Regions from separate parts of the Homo sapiens genome. Here region 1 is linked to region 2. A link is a contact called in ENCODE Hi-C or POLR2A ChIA-PET data. All regions are on one chromosome and are shown on one strand. Each heading gives the region's core, a stretch centred on a gene start or an enhancer-like site at or near the end of the contact. The rest is flanking DNA. Distances are from core to core; before and after follow the strand shown.

Evidence for each region. Hi-C counts contacts between places; a loop is a spot of excess contacts on that map. ChIA-PET counts read pairs that join two places held with the same protein, here RNA polymerase II (POLR2A). Pooled maps may share reads with other maps.
Region 1: a loop to region 2 is called in a map of OCI-LY7, with 3 times the contacts of the local background. The contact joins two enhancer-like sites. A Hi-C loop is called at or near these places in 1 of 168 maps with a recorded cell type or tissue (OCI-LY7) and 5 of 50 pooled maps. POLR2A ChIA-PET finds 5 or more read pairs at or near these places in 4 of 52 experiments (BJ, HepG2, OCI-LY7 and 1 more).

The regions. Positions count from the first base shown.
Region 1 is chr6:107,548,871-107,552,099 of GRCh38, forward strand. The region is part of intron 4 of SOBP (sine oculis binding protein homolog); the gene reads left to right. Among named protein-coding and RNA genes, the nearest start is that of SOBP, 60 kb to the left of the region's middle. Within about 2 kb of position 1,700, at least 2 of the 41 ENCODE cell types and tissues checked have a DNase peak (open chromatin) inside an H3K27ac peak, as active enhancers do; they include OCI-LY7, where a contact is called at or near this core.
Region 2 is chr6:107,656,986-107,660,244 of GRCh38, forward strand. It overlaps SOBP (sine oculis binding protein homolog), which reads left to right. Exons shown (of 7, transcript NM_018013.4): 7 at 1,222-3,259. Among named protein-coding and RNA genes, the nearest start is that of SCML4, 170 kb to the right of the region's middle. RefSeq lists enhancers at 544-1,121, 870-919, 1,122-1,698, 1,160-1,349. Within about 2 kb of position 1,271, at least 21 of the 41 ENCODE cell types and tissues checked have a DNase peak (open chromatin) inside an H3K27ac peak, as active enhancers do; they include OCI-LY7, where a contact is called at or near this core.

The DNA.
Region 1 (3,229 bases), core at 450-2,949, 110 kb before region 2:
AGGTTGCAGTGAGCTGTGATTGTGCTACTGCACTCCAGCCTGGGTGACAGAGCAAGACCTTATTTCTAAAAAATAAATAAATAAATAAATAAATTGAATTAAAAACAGATAAACCGGCCGGGCGCAGTGGCTCAAGCCTGTAATCCCAGCACTTTGGGGGGCCGAGGCGGGCAGATCATGAGTTCAGGAGATCGAGACCATCTGGCTAACATGGTTAAACCCTGTCTCTACTAAAAATACAAAAAAATTAGCTGGGCATGATGGCAGGTGCCTGTAGTCCCAGCTACTCGGGAAGCTGAGGCAGGAGAATGGCATGAACCCGGGAGGCGGAGCTTGCAGGGAGCCAAGATCGCACCACAGCACTCCAATCTGGGCAACAGAGCGAGACTTCATCTCAAAAACAAACAAACAAACAACAACAACAAAAAAAAACAGATAAATCCAGAGAATTAATTATAAAGAGGCATACTCCCAAGCCCTATACTGGGGTGGAGCTCATGGAAGTTATTTGTATTATTGAAGCACAAATTGATTATAGAAGCTTAAATCAAAATAACCAGAATTAAATAGAAACTCAGGAAAAAAAAAACCCTAGATGCCTTATGGGGTTTCATTTAGGGTGTCATTTTGCATTAAATGCGATGAAAGAAGAAAGTTAAAGTGCCCCAGAGTAAATGGAGTTAGAACTTTATATTTCCTTTCCCCCAGAAGTACAGCTCCCCTCCTCATTCAAGCCCTTTTGCTCATTTTTTTTTTACATTTCTAATGTAGTCATTTAGTACTTAGTAAGTATCAGTTAATTTTTAATTTTTTATGATCATATAATTCAGCTCTGGATAAGGAGATGTTTGATGTTCCATGGCCTAGATATTTGGCTAAATATTTGATCAGGGGCAAGTAAAGGTGATATAGACCTCAATTTCTTTCTCCCTATGTGTGTAGGGAGATGGGGTGATGTACTGGAGAAAACCTATGTCAAAACAACCGTGATAGTTAACCCCTATCACCTGCACTCTCCAGGGATGTCCAGGGGCCTGGTAAGGTATGGTCATGTTACTCTAACCCAGCTGTGCATGGGAGGAGACATGGAGAGATGGGCCTTACTCATTCCTGGGAAGCCTGGCACCCATGGGGTCCCTCCTCTCCACACCTGGAAGGCCAGTGGGGACAGGAAGGAAGTTGGCAGCTTCCATTTTGGTCTTGAGTCCTAAAGCTGAAATAATCCTTTCTGTCACTCAGCCCCCTTGCAGGGCAGCTGCTAACAGGAACAGTTGACCCACACTCGGCTTGGACCAGGATACTGGAATAGTGTGGGTAGTGAAAGGCCAGAGAGAAGCATAAGAATGCATATTTGGGTACAGACTGGTGTCTGTAAAACAAGCACATGAATCTGCAACTCAGTGAGGTCCTCAGAGGATGGAACTTGTCTCAGGGCTGGGTGCCGTGGAAATTAGACATCTGAGACGTGGTTTCTGCTCAGAAGAGTGTCTGTTTGAGCGTGTGAATTGTCCTGTGCTTGTGTGGAAGTTGACTTCACGCCACACATTTATCCACTTACGCATTTATTCAACAAGCAATATTGAGCATCCGCAGTATGAAGGGCATTGTTCTGTGGCTGGGGATACAAAGATAAATAAAGAGAGGTCCTTGCCTCTGAGGCTCTCACAGTTGAATGGGGAGAGCAACCAGTAAACAAATGACATGATGTGAGGCATGCTGGAACTGATGCGGGTAAGAAGAACCCGGGCACCACAGGGTGACTTACCCAGCCCAGAGGCCAGGCTCTATGCATGAGTGAGCACATGCTAATTTAGAGACCAAAATATAGATTCAGGAAATGGGATGGATAGAAAAAAGGACGGTGAGGCTCAAAAAAGATGTGAGTCAGGAATGAGAGCGCCACATGTCACACATTAAAAAACCAATGCATAACCCTTACTGTCATTCCCATGTTGTGCTTTAACATTTTAAAATATCACGGACTTTGTAGGAATGCTTGAAACAATACTACATAACTTAAAAAATGGATTTTTGACATCATTTTGCCCTTGGGATGTTTTATGAAGAAGTCTTCAGGAGATAAAGGAGGCAAAGAAGCAGAGAATCTAACAGACAGGGCTCAGGGCTCATGGATAAAGTAATGCAGAGACTGACAGGCACGTGAAGAGTTTAATATGTGTCTGCACATTTCCTGAACTGTGCAACCTTAAAGTGGTGGTAGAAAACTTCTCCAACATCCTCCTCCTACGGCCGAGAAAACTGTGGCCCTGAGAAGTTAAGTGACTTGCAGGGGCCACACATCTAGTGGCGGGGGGTGGTTACCACAACAGATATATCAGCTCTGATGAAGTTTCTAAACTCAGTAACAAGAGGAGGCTGTAATTGCAGTTGCCTGAAGAGCAATAGAAACTGGTCTCCTTTATGATTAGAATATCAGTGTTTAGTAAGTGTACATAATAACTTTGTAAAATGGCTTAGTATGCTATTTTTCAAGCTTTTATTTATTATGAACCAGTAGTAAAAAATTTGTTTTATAATTTAGTACGCACACACACACAAACTCATAACCAGTTTCACAGAATCTAAGTCACTTTGATGATGGCGTTTTCTTGATTTTGCCAGAAGGTATCAATGAAGATTTTCATACAATTATGTCACAGCTACAACCTGGCTAAAAACAAGGGCAAAATGAATCATGATTTCAGAAGTGTTAAAATGTGAAAAATATCTGGGTTTTAGAATACGCAAAACAGGGCATATGTATTTAAAACTGAAATAAAAATTTCATGAAATAATACCATACTTATTTTCCTGTGTGATCCACTCTGATATTTTCTGTTTTATTTCATTTAAAAAATTGTTGATTGGGGCTGGGCGCAGTGGCTCATGCCTGTAATCCCAGCACTTTGGGAGGCTGAAGCAGGTGGATCACTTGGGGTCAGGAGTTCGATACCAGCCTCAACAACATGGTGAAACCTCATCTCTACTAAATATACAAAAATTAGCTGGGCATGGTGGTGCACACCTGTAATCCCAGCTACTTGGGAGGCTGAGGCAGGAGAATCGCTTGAACCCAGGAGGTGGAGGTTTCAGTGAGCTGAGATCGCACCACTGCACTCCAGCCTGGGCATCAGAGCAAGACTCCATCTCAACAACAACAACAAAAAAATTGTTGATTGGGACTTACTGATGAGCTGAGAAGCTTGAAAATAGTAGGTAAATAGGTATA
Region 2 (3,259 bases), core at 21-2,520:
GAAAAGGTGCTGTTTTGGGGCATGGCAGAAGAGAGGCGCCTGACCCACTCATGTGATCAAAGTGTGTCGAGCGCCCACAGCGGGCCAGACTCTGAGCTACGAGTTGGGTGTAGAGACACGAGCAAAACAGACAAGCCCCTGACCTCTGGGGCTTTACCATGCAGTTGGCAGACTTCTAAGTGGCTGCTCCCAGAACTGACTGAGTGGCCTCAGGAAGCTCTATTTCAAACCAAGTGACTGGCGGCAAATGAAAGAAGGCTGCAGGTATCAAGAGGCAGAGCCTCATATCTCGGTGAATGTTGGGATGAGCATTCCCCAGAAACTGACTTTCCTGGTGGAAAATCCTGTTCAGAGCCTCTGCCCTGGGACCCCAAGGCTCTTGGTTGATTTATTTTCTTCCAGTCCAGTGCTACTGTTTGTTTTGGATGTGAAGAGATGTGAATGGCTCACCTTTTACAGGCAAGACCCACACACGGAGAAAAGCAAGCATTTCTTCCAGCTTAGTTGCCTTTGTGGGAAACTTCTGAAGATAGGTATATGTGTCCATGGTAATTTTCCACTTGCCAAAAAGTGAATCTATTGGCCCTCTTTTCAGCAAATACCAGAGCTGAGACATGGGGTTACAGGAGTGAGGTCAGGAGCTCCAGGGTCCTCCGTGACCTTGCCTGGCTTTGGAGTGACCTTGGGTGACTCAAAAGACCTCCTGCTGGGGCTGGATGCGGTGGTTCATGCCTGTAATCCCAGCACTTTGGGAGGCTGAGGCAGGAGAATCACTTGAAACTGGGAGGCAGAGATTGCAGTGAGCCAGTTGCACCACTGCACTCCAGCTTGGGCAACAGAGCGAGACCCTGTCTCAAAAAAAAAAAAAAGCCTCCTGCTGGTTAAGCATGCAGTCATGTGGAGGGGGAGGGTTGCTGGGTTGCAAAGGATGCTGTGGTCTTTGGGTGAGGGCGTGGTGTACCCTACTCATTATGGTATTCCAAAAAGCGACTTGAGTTTCATTTCCTCACACAAAGCTGGCAGGGCTGACCTGAGCAGACCGTGAATGAAACTCCTGTTGAAATCACGCTGTGCTGCAGCGGTTCTGGGGCTCATCCTAGGTCTGCCCTGGCGGCTGGAGAGTGTGCTGCTGTCTGACTCATGCCTGGGTTCTCCCCAGCTGGGCGGAGGGAGGGGGATCGGTCCAGTGGATTCTGACAGCCCCTTCTGCTCTTTTTCCAGGAACGTTCACTCACAGGGTACGCTCATGGAGAGAGGGCGCAGAGCAAACCATGTCACGCCATCCAATGACACCAGCTGGTCAGCTCACCACCCCCTCTGGCTAAAACTCAAGCAAATAAAGCCGCTTCCTGTCATTAAGCATCTCAGAGGAAGCAGCCCTCCCTCGATGGCCTCTAGCCCAGAGAAGCCCGCGCATCTTGGACCCACCAAGCAGGCCCAGCCTTCCTGCTGCCACCATCTCTGCTTCTCCCCAGAGGAACTTAGGGATTTCACCCCTGGCTTTTAAAAAAAACGAAATACCGACAAGCCACAAGGACCAATGTAGGTATTCTCCCCGCCCCATCTTCAAGGCTCAGCGACTGAGGCTGGAAGATGATATGGATTGGAACACAAAAAATCTTTTTTTAATCTTTTTAAAAACTGCTGTGGTTTTGCTGCTACACTAAGAATTGTGATTTGCATTGTACGGTTTTGGACCTATATTGTTCACGTTTTGATGGCGGAGAGGGGTGGTCCTGGAGGCCCAATGCTTCAGAGTCATCTCTGTCCTGCCCGGGATGCACTTTTAAATGAAGAGTTAGAATATTTTATTGGCTAATATACTTTTCTTGTTATTTTTACAAAGGCCACCTTTATCCTTTTTGATGCCATATTTTCAGTGTTACACTTTTATGGCTTTTAATTTTCGATTTGACAGATGTAAGAAGCAGCATGAATAGTTTATACTGTGGTTTTTCAGAGACTGAATGCCAAGAGAACTCGGTAAATGTTTATTCTTCTCAGCTTTCTCTTTAAATTCCCCTAAATAGCGCCCCATTTGGGAACAGAGCAAGAGTGTTGAACTGAAGACCAAAATGCCCTCAAGGTGTAAAATAATCCGAGGGGGAATATTTGCTGGGCGTCAGGAAAGACTCAGATGAAATTTCAACCCTGATGGTTTTCGGTGATCCAGGAAGTCAGTGAGACAATCTCTCTATATGCAGAGCCCTTTCATGATAATTAGAATGGTATGGACAAACCAATGAAAACAAGAGGGAAAGTGAGAAAGATCACCCATGATTCTGTTTCACTGTTTGCTTTCTCCTGTCATGGTTAAGAGAAATGTGCAATTCGATCCTCAATCAGTGGGTGGAGGATAACAGGGTAGATTCACTTGTGTGCACTTGTACAGTTGTAGCTGCGAGTCCAGAAGTCCTCTAGAGCATGTGTACTGGCACTGAGTTGGTGAGACAGTTGTGGAGTATCCCATTCTGATGAGTACAGAAAAAAAAAGAAAAAGAAAAGAAGAGAAAAAATTAAGAAAAAAATCAAAAAAGGAAGAAAACTAAAAAAAAAAAAAATCAAATCACCTTGTGATTCAGTGTATCTGTTTACTAACTCAAATAAAGCAATTGTTCCCTCTGGAGGGGTCCAGGTGCCCCCGCCCCACAAGGCCGCGGAGCCTCAGCAGGAGGGGTGGCGAGTTGCGGGTGGGCAGGGCCAGGACGGTGTGGCGCCAGCCTTGAAGCACCACGGCCCAAGGATGCGGTGTACATACTGTATTTCTAGATTCTCCTTTGTACAGAGTCACTTCACAAGTCAAGCTACTGTTTTACAGGTGCTCCTTATTTATTAGAGCTGTGAGAGCTTGGGGGACACACCTGGCGAGCAAGCTCGCTTTTTAAAAATGAAATTTGGGGGCAGGGGAAGGGGAGGCGGGAGGGAGGGGAAGCTCGCAAGCCCGGGGAGAGATTTATAAAAGTAAACAAAAGAAAACCTTCCAGCAACAAATTAAAAAATAATAACAAATCAACCCCAGCACCAAACCCACCCAGGCAGGAAGAAGCCGCCCCTCCTCTGGGGCCATATTTTTCTGCTGGGTCACAACATTCTCCTCTCCCTGACTGGTGTCAGATTCATCAAACAAAAAATAAATCTCGAAGAAAAAAAATGCACTTACATGTGCTTATTTGGCTTTTCTCATTATTATGACTACTGTTTTTTTTTGTTTTTTGTTTTTTGTTTTATTACAGAGGTGTTCATTTTTCTCCCCCTGGGA